Regions from separate parts of the Mus musculus genome. Here all the other regions are linked to region 3. The links are chromatin loops, found by intact Hi-C in ENCODE. Cell type or tissue: heart. All regions are shown on one strand.

The links. Hi-C counts contacts between places; a loop is a spot of excess contacts. Peaks named below come from ENCODE experiments on the same cell type or tissue, not always from the same donor. Only the 100,000 strongest peaks of a DNase experiment are listed, where the experiment ranks them.
Region 1: a loop joins it to region 3, with 5 times the contacts of the local background. A loop is called at or near these places in 12 of 42 quality-filtered maps.
Region 2: a loop joins it to region 3, with 7 times the contacts of the local background. A loop is called at or near these places in 11 of 42 quality-filtered maps.

What each region holds. Positions count from the first base shown.
Region 1 is chr12:80,059,628-80,062,127 of GRCm38, reverse strand. All of the region lies in intron 3 of Gm36660 (a long non-coding RNA gene), which reads left to right. Among named protein-coding and RNA genes, the nearest start is that of Gm36660, 25 kb to the left of the region's middle. RefSeq lists an enhancer at 1-2,163. In heart, no CTCF peak of the experiment used is centred here; DNase peaks (open chromatin) are centred at 157, 1,067 and 1,577; H3K27ac peaks cover 2,500 bases.
Region 2 is chr12:79,837,064-79,839,563 of GRCm38, reverse strand. It overlaps a transcript of Rad51b not described here. Among named protein-coding and RNA genes, the nearest start is that of Gm3596, 6.4 kb to the right of the region's middle. In heart, no CTCF peak of the experiment used is centred here; a DNase peak (open chromatin) is centred at 1,173; H3K27ac peaks cover 2,154 bases.
Region 3 is chr12:80,111,646-80,114,145 of GRCm38, reverse strand. Zfp36l1 (zinc finger protein 36, C3H type-like 1) reads left to right here and starts at 1,133. Exons shown (of 2, transcript NM_007564.5): 1 at 1,133-1,327. The coding sequence starts at 1,271. Gm52006 reads left to right here. Exons shown (of 3, transcript XM_030247048.1): 3 at 1-566. In heart, no CTCF peak of the experiment used is centred here; DNase peaks (open chromatin) are centred at 395, 1,125, 1,845 and 2,275; H3K4me3 peaks cover 2,500 bases; H3K27ac peaks cover 2,500 bases.

The DNA.
Region 1 (2,500 bases), 52 kb after region 3:
CAGAGGTAACTAAGCAGGCCCCTGTTGCAGTCGGAGCCCCTGAAGGTGCTGAGGGAAACTCAAGCGCATCAAGAGCTATTTGTGAGGCTGAGATTAGAACAGCAGGCGCCTGTCTCCTGGCCTGATCTCACTCGACCAGACAAAGCTATTTTTAATATCAGGCAGAAGAGTTGTTGAAATGTGGACAAAGAGCAGAACCTGGCTAACTTTGTCTCAAGCACCAGGCTTTGTGAGAGGGGCTTAAAAGCTGTCCACATGGTGGACACAAGCATGGAGGCTCAGTGAAAAGAAAAGATAAGGCCAGGAGACTTGGTCCCAGGACTTTGGGATGTGAGGTCCCAGCACGTCCATAGAAGTGAGAGGGAGGTACTGGGACTCTTGGTGTGATCCTCTCTGGGACCCTAACCTGTGGGGCTTTGACCTGGCACTGACAGACAAACCTTCTATAATGTCTCTGAAAGTGTAGTGTGACATCTTCCAAAGGAGACTGAGGGTGCATAATAAAGAGCATGCATGAGTGGTGTAAGTCAGCACACTATTTAGGAGTTTTAAAAATATGTACACATGCGTGCGCACGCGCGCACACACACACACACACACACACACACACACACACACACACACCAGGGGCTGGGGATGTAGCTCAGTAGGTGGAGTGCTTACCTAGCATGCAGGAAACCATGGGTTTGTTCTCTACCACCACACACACTGGGCTTGAATGGCACAAGCCTGTAATCCCAGTATTGTGGTGGTAGGAACATCACAGTTGGGCTATCCTTGACTCAGGGCCAGCCTGGGCTATATGAGAACTTGTCTTAAAAAGAAAATAAAAATCAAAGCCAAAAATCAACCTTCCTATTTTAGACAGACAGGTCTTAGAGACAATATATGGGACTCATGGCTGTTTCTGGAAGCTTCTGCTTCTATCAGAGGCCCTGAAAGTGGAGGTTGGGTGTGGGAGGTCACTGTGTTTTTCCTGAGAGGTGGCTGGGGCCATCACTCTGAAGTACTTCCTGTCACTCACCAGGTCAGGGTGGGTACCATCTGAAAGACACAATTTGAGGAAACCTAGAGGGTGGATTCTAAGATGAGGAAACACCTGGGTGGCAGGGTCCTGATAAGGAAGCAGTCCTGAGAGGCCACCGCAGCTGCTGTGTGTGTGTGTGTGTGTGTGTGTGTGTGTGTGTGTGTGAGTGAGATCTATGGCCAATCAGAAGTCAGCCTGCTTTAATGAGTGTCATTAAATAATAATAATCACAGGCACATCAAGGGCTCACATATCACCTAGTTAATGTACTAGTCTGTTTAGAAAACACAGAGAATGACATCCCAGGGGAAAGAAAATAACAGGAGGAGAAAGGTCATCTTGGCTCTTTCAAGTGCATAGGCCTCACGTCCCTTTTGTGTGCAGATGAGAAGTCTGGGTGGGTTAACTATCTTGAGCAAGATCGCACAGCTAAAGGTGGAGGAGAACTGGGCTTGGAATCCTTTCTGATTATCTTAGATCTGTACAACAGCCTATTGTCAATCACAGAGGGCTTTCAGATACGAAATCGCCCTTGCTCTTCCAAACTGCTTATTAAGGCGATGTATTATCCCATCCGCAGCCACAGCAGCTGAAGGTCACGGAGTGCAGATCACAAGACCCGTGTGTGGTAAAGCCCTGTCTGCTCTGGGGTTTGCTTCCTGCTTTCTGATTCTAGGTTCAGAGGCCCAAGAAGAATGGATTGTCCCCCAACTACTCATTTGTGTGTTTCAGGGCATTCAGCTAGCATTTGCTACGAACCTACCTCGAGCAAAGCATGGGGTTAGGCAAAACAGAGCCCACTCTCTGGCAATCAGGAGACATTTTCTGAATTCAGTGTGTTGACTCGTTAGGCTCACTCCCAGAAACTGTTATAATTTTAACCACGGGATAACCACATTAAGGAAAGTTCATCAGAAATGTTCCCCAGGTCACTTTTTACTCTTTAAAATTCACAGAGCAACTCAACAAACTTTGGCTGAACTCTTGATCTCCAAGAGGGACATTTTTCACACCTGGAGGCCAAGACTTCCTCTGGCTGTCCATATTTGCACACCAACCCCCAGGGCAGACTTGCAAGCCCGTCTCCCCCACTCCTCACAGTCCCTATTGTGAGGGCCCTCCCATGGACCAACATCCTCCCATATCTGATTTCATGACCCAGCTACTTCCTGAGCAGGAGTGAAACATTTATCTGATTCCTAAACTCATGCGGGCCAAAGTTAGTGAGTGTGTGTGCCGGTCAGTCCCTGCTCACCTATCTGCACAGGACCATGTATTAAAAGATGTTTTTTTTTTTTTCCCCACATGGAACTACCATAGGGAAAAGACCTGTAACGGATGAAACCACAGTTTGTACGGAGAGGTAGGAAGCACTTGAAAACAAGAGGGCATGGTTGTTGCCCTAGAAAAGCTGTCAGACTGGTGAGCGATCTTCATAGCTGTTCATGGGACCCAACTTTCATTAAGCCCTTG
Region 2 (2,500 bases), 270 kb after region 3:
AGGCCCCTGCAAAAGCAGTCCACTTGCTTTCAGAAGGCCCTGGGCGGCCCCGTGAGGGGGGAGCTGGTTGCAGCTGTATGCCCCTCCTTTCTGCAGCAGGCTTTGATCAGGGTTTTTTTTTGGGGGGGGGGGGAGTGATGGGGGTGTGGGCTGGTGCAGCCTGACCTCCCATCTCCAACATCTCCCAGGTAGAAAGTTCTGTTCAGCCTGTCTGTGGCTTCAAAGGCCCTGCCCCTCCGGGCTGGGACAAGTCTGATAATGGTTCCCATTTTTTGTTGCTGTGTGATCTTCCAGCAGCCCTATCTTTCAGTCGACAGGATCCTGCTTGTTTGGTTGGGCTGCTCCAGCCAAATTGAAATCACCTTTCTGGTTGAGGAAGCACATTGATGTCTGTCTTCTCCCATTGAGACCCCTTTGATGGCTCAGACATGGCCTTCTAGCTCAGACAAAGGTGACCCGGGCCATGGCAGCCAGACACCTGTCCAGTCAGAGCCCGAGCCTTGAACAGGGTGGACATCTGCTTGAGTCTGCAATTCAAGAAGAACACTCCATTTGGCACTTGTGTCCTCGGGAGCACACAGCTTAAGGAAAGCCAAGGCTTTCTGCTCTACTTCCTCGAAGAAATCCAGCCATGGTGGCTGAGGCGGCATCCTGTTCTCCATGCTTGAACTTGAACCTGGGACACAGCCCAGATCCCTAAAGTTGACTACAGTTCCCAGGAACTTGAGCTGCTCTGAGTTGAGAAGCAGGCAGCCAGCCAGTGTTAGGCAGGATGTCCCTTCCTAACAGTTGTGGCCTTACAGGTTCAGTTCTCAGCCCTGGGGCATGAACAACAAGTAATGGGGCCCCTCCAAAATCTATTTCTAGCTCCTACCCCAAACAGTTTCATCTGTCAGTCCCCAGGGTTGAGTCAAAGGACAAGGGCTGAGCCACCAGTGTGCTGCTGTTGGTCTGGAGAGGGGTTGCGGCTTCCCTGGAAGGCTGGCTGACTGCTCCTCTGGGGCAGGTGGGGTTAGGCTGCACATTGCCCTTTGGTTTCCTCACATTTAAAATGAGGGTGGCCAAGGGCAATAGGAGAGCATCCTCCTTCCTCAGTCTGATAGCACAGGGCTCTTCCTTTTGACTGTACTCAAAACAACCAGGGCAGAACAATGAACACAGGAGGAGGCCCAAGGGAATTTATCATGTGGCTGTCCCGTGGCAGTTCCCTCTCTGCCTTTATCTCCTACAGAGGTCTGTGTGGGAGGAAATTCTGGCAGGCTGCATTTGTCTCCCTGGAGTGGAGAGAAGCTGCAATGTTGGCCTCGCCCCAGCCTCAGCCATAGCAAGGAGACCTGAGCCGTCTCCCAAGACTCTGAAGATGTGCCCACCAGAGTGCAAACCTGCAAAGAAGAGACTCCAAAGAGTGTCAGTGTGCCCAGACCAGCCCAGGTCCTCCTCTCTGCTCCTGTCACTGCGTGACAGCTTTGTAGACACTTGTCCTCTGTTGTTGGAAAAGCAGGGGGCAGACACAGCAGTGAACACAAAAATTTCTCACACCAGGGAGGTCACTTGCCTAGAGAATTCATCCTTTTCCCCAGATGCCTGGGAAAAGAGAAAGGACCTCCGAGCCTTGCGGCGATGAGGAAGTTAGCCAGTTCCAGTTGCTCCCTGTGAAAGTAGATGTTTTGCAGCATCTGATCAGGCCATCTCATCTCAGCACTGATTCATTTATTTGTATAGTGGGGGGTATACGCATGCAAGTAGGTACACATGTGTGTACAGGTGTATGTGCAGACTTCATGAATATGTAGAGGGCACAGGAGGAAGTCAGTTCTCCTACTATGGTGCTCTCTGCCTTATTACTGTGAGTCAGTCTCTTGTTGACCCTGGAGTTTGCAGCGTTTTGGCCAGACTAATGGCTAGCAAGCCAATGATCTTCCTGTCTCTGACCATCCCTAGTCCTGGAGTGAGAGGTATATGTGGCTTTTAACATGGCTGTTGGTGATCTAAACTCAGGTCCTCATGCTTGCAGAGCAAGTGCTATTACCCACTGAGCTATCACCTCAGCCTCCCATCTCGGCATTCTTAATTTCATTCAGTCCATATGCAAAATCCTCCCTGCCAAGGGGAAACTCTAGTGCCTTTGCTGCCAAGATTCAGAAACTAAGGAAAACAGTTCCTATCCGGCAGCTAGTCACTGTGGGATGTTGGCCCACCATTCTTTGGGGCTTGAGCCTTTTATAATGCTACAAATTGAACACGGGAAGACCTGGGTTGAAGGTCACCAAGTGATCTTGACTAGGCGACCTGACATCTCATGGCCTCAGTTTACACATCGGCAATACTAGAAACCTCAGAGGACTCTTCTCACTCAGAACTGCATGAGATAACGTCTGTGATGTACCTAGCACACGCTAAGGATTCTATAATGTGACCATTATCATTACCATCCTTTCAAACGCTATGCAGGTCTGACTGGTCGTCCTCCTCCCTGCTGAATAGCAACCTCAGAGAACAG
Region 3 (2,500 bases):
GTTTTTAACATTCGGGGATGTGTGGAGGAGGCAGCCCGAATTCAAAGCGCGCGTGGAAAGTGACTTGTTGCTCTTTTATTTTCAGGGGGTGCCCTTGAAAGTCTGGACTTTTCTGCTGTAGCAAGTTTAAAGATCGGTTATGTGAACAAAGCGCCCCATCTAGGTCTGAAAGAATTCTGCCCAGGCAGTGGTGCCCCCACCATACCGGGAAAACGCAGGCTGCCGGCCCAGCACGCGTGGACCCCGCGCTGCGCGCAAAATCTTACTGCTCTCGCCCCCTCCAGCCTAGGCTCTCCTGGAGAAAAAGTTTTCTCTGGTCATCCCTACTTCTTTTGCTCACTGATGGGAAACAACAAACATAAAACTCTTGACTCGAACATTTGGGGTGCTCCGCATTCCTAAACTCCTCGCCCAGCTCATTTTGCGATGGGCAGCCGGGTGTGGACAGGGAAGTCAGGGGAAGGTAAGTCGTGCGGGCACTTGGAGAAGTTTCAAGGGACACTAGCTCAAGATGGAAACCGCAGCCCTGGCCCGCTCAAGACCAGCTCCAGCGCCTGCTAGGAAGAAAAAAAAAAAAAAAAAAGACAGGGGGGAGAGGGAGGGAGGAGGGGGGGGAGAGAGAGAGAGAGAGAGAGAGAGAGAGAGAGAGAGAGAGAGAGAGAGGAGAGTCGAGCCCGCCTTCCAACTCTTAAAAAAAAAAACCAACAAACACAACAACTCGAACTCCGAAGGGGGTGGAATGAGTGATGTCACAGAGCCGAGCAGCGAGGTTGACAAAGGGTGGGCGCCCCTCCCCCTCTGCCGGGCTCGGCCCAGGGGAGGGGCGCCCCCGGAGCCCGCGGACTCGAAACTTTTCCTCTTTAAGAAAAAAAAGTTTTGCGCCGCTCCGAGTGCTTTTTTTTTTTTTTTTTTTCCGCCTTCTTTCCTCGTCTCCCTCCCCCTTCTTCCTTTTGAAAGTTTCTTTCCTCCCCCTTTACCCCTCCCTCCCTCTTGACCGCATGGCTGATTCAACCTCAGTGTCAATCAACTTTTTTTCCGCCTCCTCTTCTTCATTTAAATACGTTTAAAGCTCCTCCTTCCACCCCCCCCAACCCACCAAATCTTATAAATTGGGCTTTGCGCGCCGCAGCCCGGGAGAGTCAGAAAGGCGAGGGGCGCCGGGAGCAGGCGTGTGGGACTCCTGACCGGAGAGCCGGAGGCTGCGCCTTCCCCGCACCGGGACCTTCACGACACACCAGATCCTAGTCCTTGCCCCGTGCGAACGCCCACGATGACCACCACCCTCGTGTCCGCCACCATTTTTGACTTGAGCGAAGTTTTATGCAAGGTAAAGCAGGGCGGAGCGTTGGCTTTTTGAAAGTTTCTCTTGTGCTCCAAGAAACTCTAAAAAGTTTGGGTCTCGGGGACGTGAAGGAGTTTCACTGCTTGCGTTTCCCTCCATGGTGAAGGAATTTGTTTATGTCCTCCTCGCACTTAAGTTTCAGGTCCCAGGTGGGGTTCTGTGAATCCGGGGAGCAAAGTTCTGGGCGACTGCTCCAGTTTGCGGGGCAAGGAGGTGCGGAAGAGTGGTTAGGTTTGGGACGAATTTTGAAGGATTCTTTTCTGCATGGTGCACCTCCGGAGCTGGGCTAAGCGGGTGGGCTCGGCTTCGCAGTGTGCGCCTTGGGTTTCCTGTACCCGCTGGAGATGTTCGAGGTTACCCAACACCTTTTGCTAGGGGTCTCTAGGAAAAGCGAGGTCTCAGGGCGGTATCTGACTGGGAGAATTTTCCTGTCTGTTTTGGGGAGCTAAGAGATAATGCGACGAAGAAAGAGGCCGACTTAAGGTTCAAAAAGATGTAGGCAAAGCGACTTTGTAGTGGAGTTTGTCCGCCCCAGCTGGGCTAGGTTCCCGCTGCGGGAGCTGGTCGATCGTGCTGCAAACTTGGGGCTGAAACTGTTTGCTTACCTGGGTTGTGAGGCACTACGGTTCGTTGACTAAGGAATAGGGGAACAAAATGCTGCCAGACCTCAAGTTCCCGCCAGTTAGGATTTAAGAGGGCCAAAATGGGGCAGTTTGCCAGTCAGGTTTTTGAAAAACAAAACAGAAAAAAACTTTTAAAACCGTAATGTTCCAGGAGTGCGATTGAAATAACTCCGTGAATGTTGTTAATTTTTTGCCCGCTCTACTTCCCCCAACCCCCCAATTTGAAAGGATGAAGCTGCTAGGCTACTTTTAATTGCTGAACTGTTTTTGCCTTCCCTTAAACACGTCGGGTCATGTTGCTCTCTTCCTAGCTCGCTGCTCCTGTCGGTGCAGCTGCCAAGGCCCCGGGGCTGCAGGGTTGGGGTGCAGGGCCGTGCTGGAGTTGAAGAGCAACATCAAAAACTTTGCATTTTCGGCTTCTTTCCCTCCCTGCGTTTTTCCAAGTCTGTTTGCCCTGGCGGCAGCCTGAGCTAGCCAACTCCATCCTGGGCCCCGCTGCCCCGCTCTTTGATCTATTTCTCTTTCTTTTGCCCCC